Linked DNA regions of Homo sapiens: region 2 is linked to region 1. A link is a loop called in an ENCODE intact Hi-C map of the cell type or tissue named here. Cell type or tissue: dorsolateral prefrontal cortex. All regions are shown on one strand. Each heading gives the region's core, and the rest is flanking DNA. Links, peaks and the distances in the headings are about the cores only. Region 1 has its middle 110 kb from the start of AMER1. Region 2 overlaps AMER1 (APC membrane recruitment protein 1).

Region 1 (8,332 bases), core at 24-8,023:
AGACAGGGATGTGAACCTGGCTTGTCATTTTTGCATAGCTGCTCTGCAAACCTGGCTGTCATCAACATCTTTTAGTCAATAAACATTTATGAAATGGAAGTACTTTCTATATACCTGACATTGGTCTAGATGCTAATAATATACAGACACACACACACATGCACACAGCCTATATTATCAAAAAGCTTATAGCCTGTGAGGGAAATAAGACAAGGACACAAATAGTGAGAATATAAGACAGAAATCCATGACAAGGGAATTTAGGGGAGAGAGAGAGAGAGAGAGAGAGAGAGAGAGAGAGAGCTCTTGATAGGAAAGATTGGGTAGCCCTCAGATGAAGGAGACATTTGTGACCCCATGTAGGGGACTGTAATAATTAAGCTCCCAGACCTTGGGTTCAGCTAGACTTGGGTTCCAAAGCCAGCACCTCCACTGCTTAGCTATGTGTCCTTACACAAGTTATGCAACCTTTTTAAACCTCCGTTCTGTCATCTATAAAATGGGGACATTCAGACCTACCCTGCAGGGTGAATGTGACAATGAAATGAGAGATTGTGTGTGAAGCATTTAGTACAGGAACCAGATGAGAGATACTAAACCAGTATTAACCAGCATAGTTTAAACTATTGTTACCATTATTTTAGTTATCTGACTGCCAACTAACTCTAATATGGGGTGAGGCTTCTTAAATCAGGCTATGGTATGCCCCTTGGGGCTGCTGGATTTACTTCTGATTTGTCTCGGTGGGGTAAATAGGTAAGGATCTGTCCTTCCAATTAACCTCTTTTCTTCCCTCCTGATTCTTGGGGAGGGGACTGAACCTGAGAATGATCCAAGTTATAGCAAAGAAGACTTTTGTTGCCAGATGTATGTCTCAGTCACTGATCATAAATCTGTTTTATTATCTAACCTCTCTCTATGCCTCAGTGTCTCCATTCATAACATGAAGCTGCTTTTCTAAAGAATTTCTTAGGGCCCTTTCAGTGACAAAATTTTAGTATTTCCAGTTCAATTTGAGAGCTGTTAAAACTACCTCCAGTTGCCTTGTGGAAAACATTATTTTCTCCAAAGAGCTTCATAAAGTCAGGAGGAAAAAATCCAACAAAGGTAACTCGTGCACTTATCTGATTTGGAACACAATTATCTTCAGGACAGACCTTACGTCCAACAAGCAGAATCCAATCAAGTACAATACAAATTGCTGTTCCTGACATTTATATAGCAGTTTAGGCTTTTCAGGAAGCTGGGTAAGTGAATGTCCTCACTTTTTCCATTGCTTTCTGATCCCAGCAAGGAGAAGCTGTCCTCTAGGTGACCATTGCCCTGACAGTTGGAGGAGGCAGCCTTGGCTGACCAAGACCTGTAGATTCCAGACAAGTGGAATGGAAGCATTTTAAGTCTGAAAACCTCTGGCTCTTCTATCTCACTCTCTGACAGAGTACCATCAGAAACTCTCTCTGGGCTGAAAAATACCCCCTTCCATCCTATCTTCCTGCTCCTGGTTACCACAGCCTGAGTGTTTGTATGTATGTGTGCACACACATGCATGTGAGTTGGGGGAGGGTCAGAATGAGGCTACAGTGGTCAATTTGAACTCCATCAGTGAGAGTTTGTGTTTGCTCTCTGTTTCCTGCTTTTTAATTTCTTTGGCACTAGATAGCCATCCCCAAATGGCCTTAAGTTCAGTGTTGGCACTGGAGCCACCTTCTACACCTTACCTTGGCAGCGAGCATGTGTGTGTGGGTTAATTAGCAGCAAGATACTCCTGCTCAGTGTGCCCAGCCTGTGATTTAAGTTACTCAGAGTGAGCAGTTTGTTCTCTTCTCACACTTAGAATCTGAGGTTGGGCCCACAGCTCCTCCAAATCTTTCAGGAATAAGCAAATCTCAGAGCCCAAAACCGAATTTGACCTCCAAACCAGCTGGCAAAATCATCAGGTGTTTAGTTCCTACAACTACAGGGTTTTTTGTTTGTTTGTTTGTTTTTGTTTGTTTGTTTGTTTTTTGGCATTAGCTCTTGAGATGTAATAAAGGTCCCTCACTATCCATGACTTCATTCCATTTAGGCCCACATTTCCTCTGAGTGACATTCTCCTATCCACACTACCCCAATTCTGCAGATGAAGAAATGTTGGCCCAGAAAGATTACAGAATATTTTTCAGAAGCCATTGTGTGACAAGGACTCATGAAGGAAGAAGCCTCCACTTTGCTGAGTACAATATGAACTGAGCACTATAATTGGGTACATTATAATTAGTACTCACCATGAATCAGAATATGATTATCCATAATTCACAGGTGAAGAAAGAGGAGCATAGAAAAGTTAGGTAAGTTGCCTGGGGTCACCCAGGAGAAGTGGTCAAACTTGGATTCCAGCTGAGAGCTGTCTGATGCCTAAACCCCACATGTTCTCCATGTTTTATGTCACCTTGCAAAAACACAAAAACAAAGCAAAGGCATAACAAAACATTCCTAGATTTCTTACAATATGACCTGGCATATTTTAGTACAGTGGACTGCTGTGCCTGGGGAAGGTTCCAGCCAGAACCAGGAGTATCCTGTGGGTATAGACTCAGGGGAGGAATATTTCTTTTGCTGCCCTGGGGTATCACCAATCACCACATTCAGGCAGCAAAAGGCCAGAGTAAGTAAGCACTGCCCCCAGAATGCTGAGTCCCTTTGTGATAATACTCCTTTAAAGGCCTCTATGCTCTTCTCATGTTCTCTTCCTTTCTTTCCTTTCCCCAAATGGCTCTCAGGAAAAGCTTGGCTAATAGTCTTTAGACTCCTTAAGAGGTTTAACACTAACATAAATTCACTGAGGTCTTTTCCTTTTTTGACATGGAGAAACAGGCCCAGAGAAATAACCATCTTCATTCTTGAGGAGATTTATGTTCAGATGAAATCATTTCTGAGGAAAAAAACAACAAGACAAGACATCAGACCTGGGAAGGGATCTCTAGTAGAAAGCTCATTCTCCTTGTGCCTTTCGAGCCCTAATTTGGTAGAGGAAAGGGGAAGAAGGTCATGAGGGAAGGATTCCAGCTAAAGTGTGTGGGTGAGCACCTCCTTAAACCCAAAGATTAAGATTTTATACTTTACAAAGATTGGAAATAGGCAAACGGCAGATAATATTTTTAGAAATTGTCTCGTTTGAGTGTCAGAGTTGCTCGTAGCAGGAAAGAGGCCTGCCATGTTTGGGAATGGGGAAGAAAGCTGGGGCATCCCACTCAGAAACCAGACTCTCAAACTCTCACTGCTCAGGTCACGGAAGAACGTTTAAGTTCTCTCTGCCTCATGACCTCACTTAGGCCTCATTAGCTTAGTTCCTTTTCTAGAGGGCTCCATGGTCACTTAAGCCCAGTCCAGGAACGAGTAATCTTTTGAGTATCTGTATGTCCTCTCTTTTAGGCTATTCACATTCCCCTCACCTCCTCCACCTCCAAATCTCATTTGGGAGAGGAAACCTTTGAATATACTTCCACCAGTATCACTTCTTCCCAGGGTCTCTGAAATCCTACATAACACTTGGACCCAGCTGGGAAGCTATTGGGAAATGAGATGTCAAAACTTCAGTACCATTTCTTGTCAACATTGGGATTGTGCTCACAGCTAAACTGTAGGACAGGGGCTGATAAATGAGTACTCACCCCACCCTTGACTGTACTCTGGGAGAGCCCTAATGTATCTAGAACAGCAGTCACCAATTAGGCCTTCTCTTTGACAATAGCTGTCTCCTTTGCTTATTCCTGCTTATAGGAATCCTACTGATTAGGTTCTCTTTCTGAGAACCTTTAATTGAGTACTTTTTGTGTTTTGAGCACCCTCTAGAGACCACATTTTACCAATGCAGGCCGAGCTTTATGGCAAATTGATAGTTTTTCCAACTTCAAGAATGCATCCCCTCAGGCATTTAAACTAATCTCTGCCCCAGCCTCAAAGTAGGAGGTGCAGAATTCCAGGGGCACTGAAAGATGGAGCTTGATAGGGCCGTATAGATGACCTAGTGCTTCCCTAATTTAAAGGTAGGCCCAGACAGATAGTGACTGAATTAAGCCCCATCAATTCTAGGCAAGTGTGTTTTTCCACTATAGAGGAAATGAGGCATAGAGAGGTTAACTGACTTATTCATGTTTGCCTGCTAATAAGTGGTAGAATCAGAATTAAGACCCAGGCAGTTTGACTCCTTAGCCCAAGCTCCTCTTTTGTCTCTTCCCTTTCCCCTCCTTCCGTCCCATGTCTGATCAGTCACTAAGTTCACCAAGTCCTTGATGTGTATGTAAATCATGCGGGGCCATTGCTTAAAATTCCCCTCTGAGTCACCTGAAGAGCCTGGATTTTATTCTGTGTTTTGCACTTGACTTGCTGTTAAGCCAGATCTTCCTCATCCTGTATTTATACAATTGATTTCTTTTTAAATCCAAGCTTAGGATTTCACTTTATCCCTTTTGGATATCACATTGTTGTTTTCCATTCATCTGTTGGTATAAGTTGAGCTCCATTTAGGTATGGGTTTTTGAACAGCTAAGTCCACCAAACTGTAGCATCGTCCAGTTAAAGTTTTCCATATAGTCCACAAAGATTTCCTGAGAAATGTTACTTTGTGTATATTCTTTAGTTTTGGCAAGCCATTTGAAAGTAAGTAGCAGATAACATGATACTTTACCCCTAAATACTTTAGCAGGCAGCTTTTAAAAATGGGGGCATTTTCCTACGTAACTGTAATACAATCCCCATGGTATAGAAAATTAGTAATAACTCACAATATTATCTAATATATAATCCACATTCAAATTTTCCCCAATAGATCCCCAAAATGGAATTTTTGAAGCAGAATCCAACGAAGGTCCTCAAGTTGTATTTCATTATGTCTCTTTAATCTAGGAAGGTCCTCTCATCTGTTTTCCCACATGATATTGATATTTTAACGAGACCAGATCAATTGTCTTATAAATGTTCCACATCCTGGGTTTGTTTAATTGCTTCCCCAGGGTGTAATTTAATTTGATCCTCCATCCCCTATATTTTCTGTAAAACTGGAATTTAGGTCTAAAGGAATAAATAGCTTTAGATTAAATATTTTTGGTAAGAGTACTTCATAGGTGATGCTGGTATTTAGTATTGTACAGCACATCAAGACACACACACACATTGGTTTGTGTTTTATTAACGAAGCTATGTTTGATCATTTGATGAAGTGACCTTTCCTTTATAAAGGTACGTTTTTCCTTTGCAGTTATGACTTGTTTTGTAATTTTTACTTATGCCCCTGCTGCATCTTCAGTGTGGAAAGACCAGGAGTATCTACTCCATAGAGACCCCACATCTTTTATCCTTGGAGAGACAAAAGAAAAACATGGATTACTTGAGAGCAGTGATTGTCCTTCTAGGTTCACCCTTCTGATGCTTTTCTGTCCTGTAAGCATCAAAATAAGAGCAACCACCTTCTATCAAGAGCACAGTGAGGGCCAGAAGAGGGGTAGCAGCTGTCTCCAAATCTTGCACTTTTAATCACTGTGCTTTATTTCCCTAATATTGAGTCCTGAGGGACTTTGCATATGGTCACACAGGTTCAGGTTGTACACTGTTCAACTCCAAGGAACATCATTCACCAAGTAACTGGCATGTCCTAGAGTTGTGCTATGGAGAACTTGCATGACCATATGCAGCTTTCTTGTGTGTCTCTTCTCTTTGATAAAAAAATGGGGGAATATATTTGGCCCTTGGATATATGAGATCTGACTGAGGATGTGCTCAAATTACTCTTGCCTTATGAATCTTGATTTCCTCATATAAAAAGCAATGGGCTCAACTAAATGCTTCCCAACGTGTGGCATGGGTTCTAGAGGTGACATTGGATATGATTATAGTGGCTACCATGATCATTTTTTTACAAGTTAGAAATTTATTTTATGCTTATCTTTTGATGGTGGAATATTGCTGCTTCTCCACTTAAAAAAGTGTTATAGTTTCCTTTTAAAATGAATTTCTGCAAGTAAAAATATAGTTGATTTAAATAAAATATTTTGTATACAGTTGCATACCTAGTAGTTTTTAAATTATACTTTAAGTTCTTGGGTGCATGTGCAGAATGTACAGTTTTGTTACATAGGTATACATGTGCCATGGTGGTTTGCTTCACCCATCAACCTATCATCTACATTAGGTATTTCTCCTAATTTTATCCCTCCCCTAGCCCCCACCCCCTGAAAGGCCCCAGTGTGTGATGTTCCCCTCCCTGTGTCCATGTGTTCTCATTGTTCAGTTCCCACTTATGAGTGAGAACGGTGTTTGGTTTTCTGTTGTTGTGTTAGTTTGCTGAGAATGATGTTTTCCAGCTTTATCCATGTCCCTGCAAAGGACATGAAATCATCTTTTTTATGGCTGCATAGTAGTCCATGATGTACATGTGCCACATTTTCTTCATCCAGTCTATCATTGATGGACATTTGGGTTGATTCCAAGTCTTTGCTATTGTGAATAGTGTTGAAAAAAAAAAAAACCTTCTTCATGCGTCTTTATAGTAGAATGATTTATAATCCTTTGGGTATATACCCAGTAATGGGATTGCTGGGTCAACTGGTATTTCTGGTTCTAGATCCTTAAGGAATCGCCACACTGTTTTCCACAATGGTTGAACTAATTTACACTCCCACCAACAGCGTAAAAGCGTTACTATTTCTCTACATCCTCTCCAGCATCTGTTGTTTCCTGACTTTTTAATGATCGCCATTCTAACTGGTGTGAGATGGTATCTCATTGTGGTTTTGATTTGCATTCTCTAATGACCAGAGATGATGAGCTTTTTTTCATGTTTGTTGACCACATAAATGTCTTCTTTTGAGAAGCGTCTGTTCATATCCTTTACTCACTTTTTGATGGGGTTGTTTTTCTCTTGTAAATTAGTTTGTTATTTGTAGATTTTGGATATCAGCCCTTTGTTAGATGGACAGATTGCAAAAATTTTCTCCCATTCTGTAGGTTGCCTGTTCACTCTGATGATAGTTTCTTTTGCTATGAAGACAGTCTTTAGTTTAATTAGATTCCATTTGTCAATTTTGGCTTTTGTTGCCATTGCTTTTGGTGTTTTAGACATGAAGTCCTTGCCCATGCCTATGTCTTGAATGGTATTGCCTGGGTTTTCTTCTAGGGTTTTTATGGTTTTAGGTATTATGTTTAAGTCTTTAATCCATCTTGAGCTAATTTTTGTATAAGGTGTAAGGAAGGGATCCAGTTTCAGTTTTCTGCATATGGCTAGCCAGTTTTCCCAACACCATATATTAAATAGGGAATCCTTTTCCCATTGCTTGTTTTTGTCAGGTTTGTCAAAGATCAGATGATTGTAGATGTGTGGTATTATTTCTGTGGCGTCTGTTCTGTTCCATTGGTCTATATCTCTGTTTTGGTACCAGTACCATGCTGTTTTGGTTATTGTAGCCTTGTAGTATAGTTTGAAGTCAGGTAGCGTGATGCTTCCAGCTTTGCTCTTTTTGCTTAGGATTTTCTTGGATATGCAGGCTCTTTTTTGGTTCCATATGAAATTTAAAGTTCTTTTTTCTAATTCTGTGATGAAAGTCAATGGTAGCTTGATGGGGATAGCATTGACTCTATAAATTACTTTGGGCAGTATGACCATTTACACGATATTGATTCTTCCTATCCATGAGCATGGAATGTTTTTCCATTTATTTGTGTCCTCTCTTATTTCCTTGAGCAGTGGTTTGTAGTTCTCCTTAAAGAGGTCCTTCACATCCCTTGTAAGTTGGATTCCTAGGTATTTTATTCTCTTTTTAGCAATTTTTAATGGGAGTTCACTCAAGATTTTGCTCTCTGTCTATTATTAGTGTATAGGAACGCTTGTGATTTTTGCACATTGATTTTGTATCTTGAGACTTTGCTGAAGTTGCTTATCAGCTTAAGGAGATTTTGGGCTGAGACCATGGGGTTTTCTAAATATACAATCTTGTCATCTGCAAACAGAGACAATTTGACTTTTTCTATTCCTATTTGAATACCCTTTATTTCTTTCTCTTGCCTGATTGCCCTGGCCAGAACTTCCAATACAATGTTGAATAAGAGTGGTGAGAGAGGGCATCTTTGTCTTGTGTCAGTTTTCAAAGGGAATGCTTCCAGTTTTTTCCTATTCAGTATGATATTGGCTGTGGGTTTGTCATAAATAGCTCTTATTATTTTGAGATACGTTCCCTCGATACCTAGTTTATTGAGAGTTTTTAGCATGAAGAGCTGTTGAATTTTATCGAAGACCTTTCTGCATCTATTGAGATAATCGTGTGGTTGTTGTTGTTGGCTCTGTTGATTTGATGGATTACGT
Region 2 (8,332 bases), core at 134-8,133, 100 kb before region 1:
TGACATGTCCTGTAGTTTGAGAGGAGTGGTGGTAGGGTTGCTGATGAGGAGAGCAGCCACAGGCTGGGTTGTTGGCCCCTAGATTCTGATGTCAGCAGGCTTCCTGGAATGTGTTTGGTAGGACCCAAACAGTGGCAACCAGTGAGGACTGGAAATGTGGCAAAGAAGGCTTAGCAGGGCTGGGACAGAGGTGGGATGGGATTGGGAGATTATAGTTCTTGCTGGTGTGAGGGTAAACTTTGCAGTTCTCTTGCTCAGTCTTCCTCCTTTGATTGGTGGCCTGCACAGTGCAGCAGAATGGCATGAAATTGAGACTCAACAGTTCTGGGAGCTAGTGTGGCTCTGTCACCATTTCACTATGTGACCTTGGACAAGTCTTTTCCCAAGTCTAGGCACAGTTTCCTTCTCTGTGACAAGGAGTTGCCATCCCCCACCAGGCCTGAGTAATGGGTGGCTGAGGAGGGCAAATGGGGGGGTATGGGAGTAGGGAGTGCTTTATAAAGTGGTAAATACCCTGAGGGTGAAGGATATCTGTTGATTTGCATTTCCTTTGATGTTGGTACTTTTAGCTGAGTTTGACCTGGGCTAGAGAACCTGGCTAGTTGAAAGTCCCAGATAATCCTTGGCTGCTAGCCAGTAGCTGACTCTTTTAGGTCCCTGAATATCAAAAGTTGGCTAAATGAGCAAGTAAAGCCTCCTATGACATGACCACACAGTTATCTTCATTTACCATTTGCCATTTGGGAAAACTGAGCCCCAAGGAGGTTTGGTGACTTACCCACAGAGCCCTAGGGAGCACCCTACTCAACCTGACTGAGATGATTTTACTTCTAGAAATTGTTCTACCACAGTTTGAATAAAATATGAATAAAAGTTGGTTACTATAATGTTTTTAGCTTCTGCTATGTAATGCACTTGATTTGGTACATTATGTGCATTGGTTTTACTTCTTACAATAGCCTTAAGAGGTAGGCACTCTCAATGACCTCATTTTACAGTTAAGGAAATTGAGGCATAAACATGGGAAAAAACTTGCTGGATTTCCCCTAGCTGGGCAGAGTTGATTCCAGCGCTGAAATGGCCAGCTCTCTGGAGGGCCATCCTCACCATTTTTTCTTTAACCAACCCTCCCCAACATACAGAAGGGCAGGTGGGCCTGAAGTGGGCTTGCTTTCAGGAAGACTGTTTGGAACAGGCCTGAGGAACTATGGCTGGTCAAGGCCATGTCTCTGGAGCTACTGCATAAATCCACTTGCTTCTTTTTCTTCCCCCAATTCAGCCCTCTTCAAGTTGGCCATGCTGGCCCCGGGAAGCTGATTTGGAGCAGAATGTGCAAGGCTCATATTGCAGCTGTCCCTTCTCCTTGAGAAGGGTCTCTAGGGCAGGTATGTGGCTGGCCTCCTGCCTATGTTTTAAGTGGAGAGGAGAAGGAAGAAGCTCTTCCTTTGTAGCCAGCCTTCCACTGGCCCCAGAATGGCTTGAATCTGGCTCAGGGAGCTGGAATGGCCCCAGCGCTTTCTACCACAGCCTGCTTTCTGCCATGATAGCAGCTGCTGCAGCAGGCAGTCCCTGCAAGGGACCACAGAGTGGCTTGGGAGGGTTCTCTTAACCCCCAGCCCACCTGAAACTCAGCCACACTGGTTAAGGAACATGAGGGTTGTGGGGCCCTGCATTTGGCAGTGCCACTTTCTTGACAGGACCCCCAGGGAAAGCCAGTCCCAGCCTAGGGGATCTGCAGAGTCTGTCCTTTGCTGTCTCCTTTGCTTTCTGCCCCACCTCACTCTCTTGGTGAACTCTTGTGGTCCTAAGTAAAGGCAGCATAACCCATTGAGGAAGGATAGCTTTGGCACCTGGTTGGATAGCAAAGAGTATGGAGAAGAGGCCTAAGGCAGAGGTAGCTAGGTGGGGCTACGCTAGGGAGCTACCAGCTATGGGTGACCCTGCCACCTTCCTTCCCAGTGTTCTGGGTGACATAGGCAGAGATACTGTGAATGACTGTGGGGGGACATGGCTCTGGGAGAGAGAACACAGAGTACCAGTTTAAGGCTGGTATCTGCCAGCAAAGATGACTCTGGACTTGGTTAGGAGAAGGGCCTGAACTGGACGGAGAGAAACTCCATCCCAGGGACACCCTGCGTAATTCATCTGTCTCCCACAACACACAGAGAGGGCTTTTCAAACCTCTTAGCAGAGGAGTTTGTATAGATATACACACCTTTTTAAAATCCCCTCATATCTGTCTCCCTCTCAGCATGGGCCAAGGCAGCAAGTCCCTGAGCTTCCCACAGTGAATGGCTTTCCCAAATGAACAGCCTTTAACACATGGTCAGTTGCTTCCTAAGAAACTGGGATCTGACCTGGAAGGAGTAATAATAACTGTAATGACAGTCTTTCTCATTTGCACTGTACTATACAGTTTATAAAGTGCTTTTTTTGTGCCTATTATCACATCAACTCATCACACCACTGTAGTTGGAGTGGGCAGGTAGAAGGATAGGTAGAGGAGCTGTTTTGATCTCAAAATAGCTCACAAGTACCTGCGTCTCAGCAGGCTACACTGGCCCATTCAGGGTCCCTTGGCAGATGGGAGGCTGACATGGCCTGGACCCCAGCCCTGTGGTCCATGGCTCCTTCCACAACACACTGCAGCTCCCTGTGACAGGAAAGGGGACAATACAGAGAGAGGTGAGTGGGCTGGCCTCTACCCTCACAGAGCATAGGAGCAAGGGCAAGGGAAAGCCCAAAGAGACTGTCTTCTAACTGGGGCGTCAAGGCTCTGGAAAGCAGCCTTCTTTGTGATTCAATTTGCCAAATCACTCTGTTCCCAGGAACTCCAGCCCCAAACCCAGCAGGACAAGTCAGCCTTTGATTCACAAGGATGTGTAGGTCCTAGAGTTTTTCACTTGGCTGTGAGGTTTTCCTTGAGGCCCAGCCTTACTGCCCAAGAAGTGTCTTTCTCCCTTTCACATTTATCTTGGAATATGTTTACAAGGTATAAAGAATGATACTCCACCAACCAGCTTTAGAAATAACAGGGGCTATTCTTTAAGGCAGCGGTTCCCAACCTTTTTGGAACCAGGGACCTGTTTCATGGAAGACAATTTTTCCATGGATGGAGAGGAGGAAGGTTTTGGGATAAAAGTGTTCCATCTCAGATCATCAGGCATTTGTTAGATTCTCATAAGGAGAGTGCACCCTAGATCCTTCGCATGCGCAGTTTGCAATAGGGTTCACGCTCCTATGAGAATCTAATGCCTCTGCTGATCTGACAGAAGGCAGAGCTCAGGTAATGTTCACCTTGCCCTCCTGCCTGCCGGTCACTTCCTGTTGTTTGGTCCAGTTTCTAACAGACTGTTACATATAGGACTCTCCCTGTTAGCCTAGGAGCTCCTTAGAAGCAAAGGCTGGGAGTTCTCCCTTCTTGTCCTGCCCTGAAGCACTGAATTCCAGAGGGGAATAGAATTTCACAAACAACTCCAGTACTGCCTCCCCAACTCCCCTATCCCCAACACCGTGACGATAACCTTAGCAGTAATTTTAAGGCTGAGGTAAAAATGTGCTGTGGAAAGTGGGGCATTCAGACATGATAGGGCCCCTATTCCCACCAGACCCAGGGGCAGAAAACTGGGTGATTGTGTGTTTAGGTGTGATTGTGTGTGTATTTGGAGGTGGGAGGGGGCACTGTCTATTGTGGGACTATCAGTTGCAGGGCTGAGTTGGAACAGTGTGATGTCAAAATATGTTACAGAAAAATCTCTAACCTGAGCAAATGGCAATTCAGATCTCTGCAGAGAGAGGTTCAGATGAACTTTCCTTTTCACCTGCTCTTTTCTTTTCTGGATAACCAGCTGTTATCTTGCTCCAATTTTAATATTCAGTTATGCAGAGTGTTCTTTATGGAAGCTTGGATCATCACACTGATGATTCAAGTGTCAAGCCAAGCAAGGCAGCAGGCACAAAATTAATGTTTGCAAGACAGAACCAGGGGCTCCAAGGCTAGAGTGTAGCTGCCAGCCTCTTTCCATGCTCAGTGCTGGTCCACAGTCTTCCACTTTAGGTGAATGTGTGAGTCTTATTATTATGGCAAGCAATCACAGGCCTGGTGTACTGTCCAGCTGTTCTTGGACCAAGGGTGCTTGCTTCTCTCTCCCTCTCTTACTCTTCCTTCCCTCCCCTTCCCCTTCCCCTCTCCCCTCTCCTCCCAGATTCCCCCATCTGCTGGTGCCACTCTACAGAGAGGGGACAAATTGGTGAGGGACTTCCCAGGGAGGGGTCATTGGGTTTTAGCAGGCTGGTCACTGAGCTAGCGGATGACCAGAGGTGCAGAGGTATATTGTGGTGGGTAGTGGCTAGGTCTTGTTTTTATTCCATCTCTGTTGGTATTTGGGCATTTGGAGGATTGAGAGCCTTGACCAGAAGGGTGTGGCTTGCACCAGGTTTATTTATTTAAAAAGCCATTGGGAACCTATCTCACACACCAGGAATATGAATCATGTAGGGCCTTCAAGGAGTTCCCTTCCTAGATAGGGAGCTAGATGGGGACAAAAATAATAAGAGGAGGAGAGTAGAGGAGAAACAGTCCACCTCATGGTTCTCAAGTGGAATTTGGGGTTCCATTGATGACCGCATTAAAGTATCTTCCCAGCAGGACAGCCAATAGAGGGTCTGGCTTAGACCCACCCTCATATCACCTCTCTGAGGGAGAGATATTGATAGGCCTCTTGAATGGCGAATATTGAAGCCCAGAGAGTACCTTTCTTGAGGCTCCCATTTCATTGTCTTAGCAGGTTCTAGATTGCAGACCTACTTTGTGGATGTGTGAGGCTCCTATTCTGAGATTCTGAAGCCTGAGCATGGTTCTGCAGGCAATTTAGGAAGCTTTGGATGGGAGGTGAAACTTCAGGTCCACTTTTCAGTCTCAGACAAAATGTCAGTGAGAGCCCAGACTAATATGAAACTGAAGCTTGAATCCAACAGAGCCCTGTGAGGACTCAATGGACTGTTTTGCCAGATGGTTTTCAAAAATTCTGTGATGTTGGAGCCAACATCCCTTTTGCCTTTCTTGTCTCTCCCTATCCTCATCCCCTTTGATAATTGATAATACCTCCCACAGCCAATAGCACCACTAGGCCTTTCACACAACTGCAGGTCCCCCTGCCCAGTGGTCCCCTGAGCTTAGGATGGTCTGAAGGGAGTGGACCCAGCAAGAAGGTAGGGGATGAAGGCTTCTTGTTGCTCAGTGTAGAGTTTTGCTTCCTTGGGGCCCAGAGAGAGCTGGCCCAGCAAGCCAAGCATATCGAGTGGATTAAGATTTGCCCCACATTTTCCATCATTTTCTTTCTTGTTCCACTCAAGCCTGACGTCCGGTGAAAGCAAACCCAGCCTGGATGCTTGCTCACTAGTATCTGTCTCTCTGTCTTTGTCTCTCCTATCTCCTCCAGACCCCACTGTGATGCTTCCTGACTGATAATGTTATAACAGTGCCTGGAAGCCTGAGGCTGCATTTCCAGCTGGACGTACCTCAGTTGTCCCCATCATCATGGAGACCCAAAAGGATGAAGCTGCTCAGGCCAAGGGAGCTGCAGCCTCTGGGAGTACCCGTGAACAAACAGCAGAAAAAGGAGCCAAGAACAAGGCAGCTGAGGCGACAGAAGGACCAACCTCAGAGCCATCCTCATCCGGCCCAGGTAGGCTGAAGAAAACTGCCATGAAACTCTTTGGTGGCAAGAAGGGTATCTGTACTCTGCCTAGTTTCTTTGGAGGGGGACGGAGCAAAGGTTCTGGGAAAGGCAGCTCCAAGAAAGGTCTCAGCAAGAGCAAGACCCACGATGGCCTGAGTGAAGCAGCCCATGGCCCTGAAGATGTTGTCAGTGAAGGAACTGGCTTCTCCCTGCCTTTGCCTGAGTTACCCTGCCAATTTCCCAGCTCTCAGAGTGCCCATGGGGCTTTGGAGACAGGCTCCAGATGTAAGACATCTGTGGCTGGAGCCACAGAGAAAGCTGTGGCTGAGAAGTTTCCCTCTATGCCCAAGCCAAAGAAAGGCCTAAAAGGCTTTTTTAGCAGTATCCGCCGTCACCGGAAGAGCAAGGTCACTGGGGCTGAGCAAAGTGAGCCAGGGGCCAAGGGGCCTGAGAGGGTCAGAGCCAGGCCTCATGAGCACGTGAGCTCAGCCCCTCAGGTGCCCTGCTTTGAGGAGACCTTCCAAGCCCCTAGAAAGGAAAATGCTAACCCCCAAGATGCCCCTGGGCCAAAAGTTTCTCCAACACCAGAACCTTCTCCACCAGCTACTGAGAAAATGGCCTGTAAAGATCCAGAAAAACCCATGGAGGCCTGTGCCTCAGCACATGTGCAACCCAAGCCTGCCCCTGAAGCCAGTAGCCTAGAGGAGCCCCATAGCCCAGAAACAGGGGAGAAGGTAGTAGCAGGAGAGGTAAACCCACCCAATGGCCCTGTGGGGGACCCACTGAGCCTCTTGTTTGGGGATGTGACATCCCTGAAAAGCTTTGATTCATTGACAGGTTGTGGTGACATAATAGCAGAACAGGACATGGACAGTATGACAGACAGCATGGCCTCTGGGGGCCAGAGAGCAAACCGAGATGGGACCAAGCGAAGTTCCTGCCTGGTGACCTACCAAGGAGGTGGGGAGGAGATGGCCTTGCCAGATGATGATGACGAGGAGGAAGAAGAGGAAGAAGAGGTGGAATTAGAGGAGGAAGAAGAGGAGGTTAAGGAGGAGGAAGAAGATGATGACTTAGAATATCTGTGGGAAACTGCCCAAATGTATCCACGGCCCAATATGAACCTGGGCTACCATCCCACCACATCCCCAGGCCACCACGGCTACATGCTCCTTGACCCAGTTAGGTCTTATCCTGGCCTAGCCCCTGGGGAACTTTTGACTCCTCAGAGTGACCAGCAAGAATCCGCCCCCAATAGTGATGAAGGTTATTATGACTCCACCACACCTGGATTTGAGGATGATTCAGGTGAGGCCCTGGGGCTTGTCCGCAGGGATTGTCTACCCCGAGACAGCTACAGTGGAGATGCCCTATATGAGTTCTATGAGCCAGATGACAGCCTTGAGAACTCTCCACCTGGAGATGACTGCCTTTATGACCTCCATGGTCGAAGCTCTGAGATGTTTGACCCCTTCTTAAACTTTGAGCCCTTTTTGTCCTCCCGGCCACCTGGGGCAATGGAGACAGAGGAAGAACGGCTAGTGACCATCCAGAAACAGTTGTTGTATTGGGAGCTTCGGCGGGAGCAGCTTGAGGCCCAGGAGGCACGTGCCCGAGAAGCTCATGCCAGGGAGGCCCACGCCAGGGAGGCCTATACTCGAGAGGCTTATGGCAGGGAAGCCTATGCCAGGGAGGCCCACACTTGGGAAGCTCATGGCAGGGAGGCCAGAACCCGAGAAGCCCAGGCCCGAGAGGTTCGTTGTAGAGAGACTCAAGTCCGAGAGACCCAGGCCCGGCAGGAGAAGCCCGTCTTAGAGTATCAGATGAGGCCCTTAGGCCCATCAGTGATGGGCCTGGCAGCAGGGGTATCAGGGACCTCTCAGATTTCCCACCGGGGAATTACCTCAGCTTTCCCCACCACTGCAAGCAGCGAGCCAGACTGGAGGGACTTCCGTCCTCTGGAGAAGCGTTATGAAGGAACCTGCTCCAAGAAAGATCAAAGTACCTGCCTGATGCAGCTCTTCCAGAGTGATGCCATGTTTGAGCCAGACATGCAAGAAGCAAATTTTGGAGGATCTCCCAGGAGGGCCTACCCTACTTATTCACCCCCTGAAGATCCAGAGGAAGAGGAGGTTGAGAAGGAAGGGAATGCCACTGTGAGTTTCTCACAGGCCCTGGTAGAGTTCACCAGCAATGGGAACCTCTTTTCCAGCATGTCCTGCAGCTCTGACTCTGACTCATCTTTCACTCAAAACCTCCCTGAGCTGCCTCCCATGGTGACCTTTGACATCGCTGATGTGGAACGGGATGGGGAAGGCAAGTGTGAAGAGAATCCTGAGTTCCACAATGATGAAGATCTTGCAGCCTCCTTGGAAGCCTTTGAGCTGGGCTACTATCACAAACATGCCTTCAACAACTACCATAGTCGATTCTACCAAGGCCTGCCCTGGGGTGTGAGCAGCCTCCCTCGATACTTGGGACTGCCTGGCCTGCACCCTCGACCTCCACCTGCTGCTATGGCCCTCAACAGGAGAAGCCGCTCTCTCGACACTGCAGAGACCCTGGAGATGGAGCTCTCCAATTCCCACTTGGTCCAGGGCTACCTCGAGTCTGATGAGCTGCAGGCCCAGCAGGAAGATTCAGATGAGGAG

The links. Peaks named below come from ENCODE experiments on the same cell type or tissue, not always from the same donor. Only the 100,000 strongest peaks of a DNase experiment are listed, where the experiment ranks them.
Region 2: it touches region 1 in a loop (2.3-fold over the local background); 13 of 110 quality-filtered maps call a loop at or near these places.

What each region holds. Positions count from the first base shown.
Region 1 is chrX:64,089,473-64,097,804 of GRCh38, reverse strand. No RefSeq gene overlaps it. Among named protein-coding and RNA genes, the nearest start is that of AMER1, 110 kb to the left of the region's middle. In dorsolateral prefrontal cortex, for the core only: a CTCF peak has its summit at 3,819 (motif pointing left); no DNase peak of the experiment used is centred there; H3K27me3 peaks cover 1,504 bases.
Region 2 is chrX:64,190,494-64,198,825 of GRCh38, reverse strand. It overlaps AMER1 (APC membrane recruitment protein 1), which reads left to right. Exons shown (of 2, transcript NM_152424.4): 2 at 5,442-8,332. The coding sequence starts at 5,540. Among named protein-coding and RNA genes, the nearest start is that of AMER1, 11 kb to the left of the region's middle. In dorsolateral prefrontal cortex, for the core only: no CTCF peak of the experiment used is centred there; no DNase peak of the experiment used is centred there; H3K27me3 peaks cover 6,279 bases.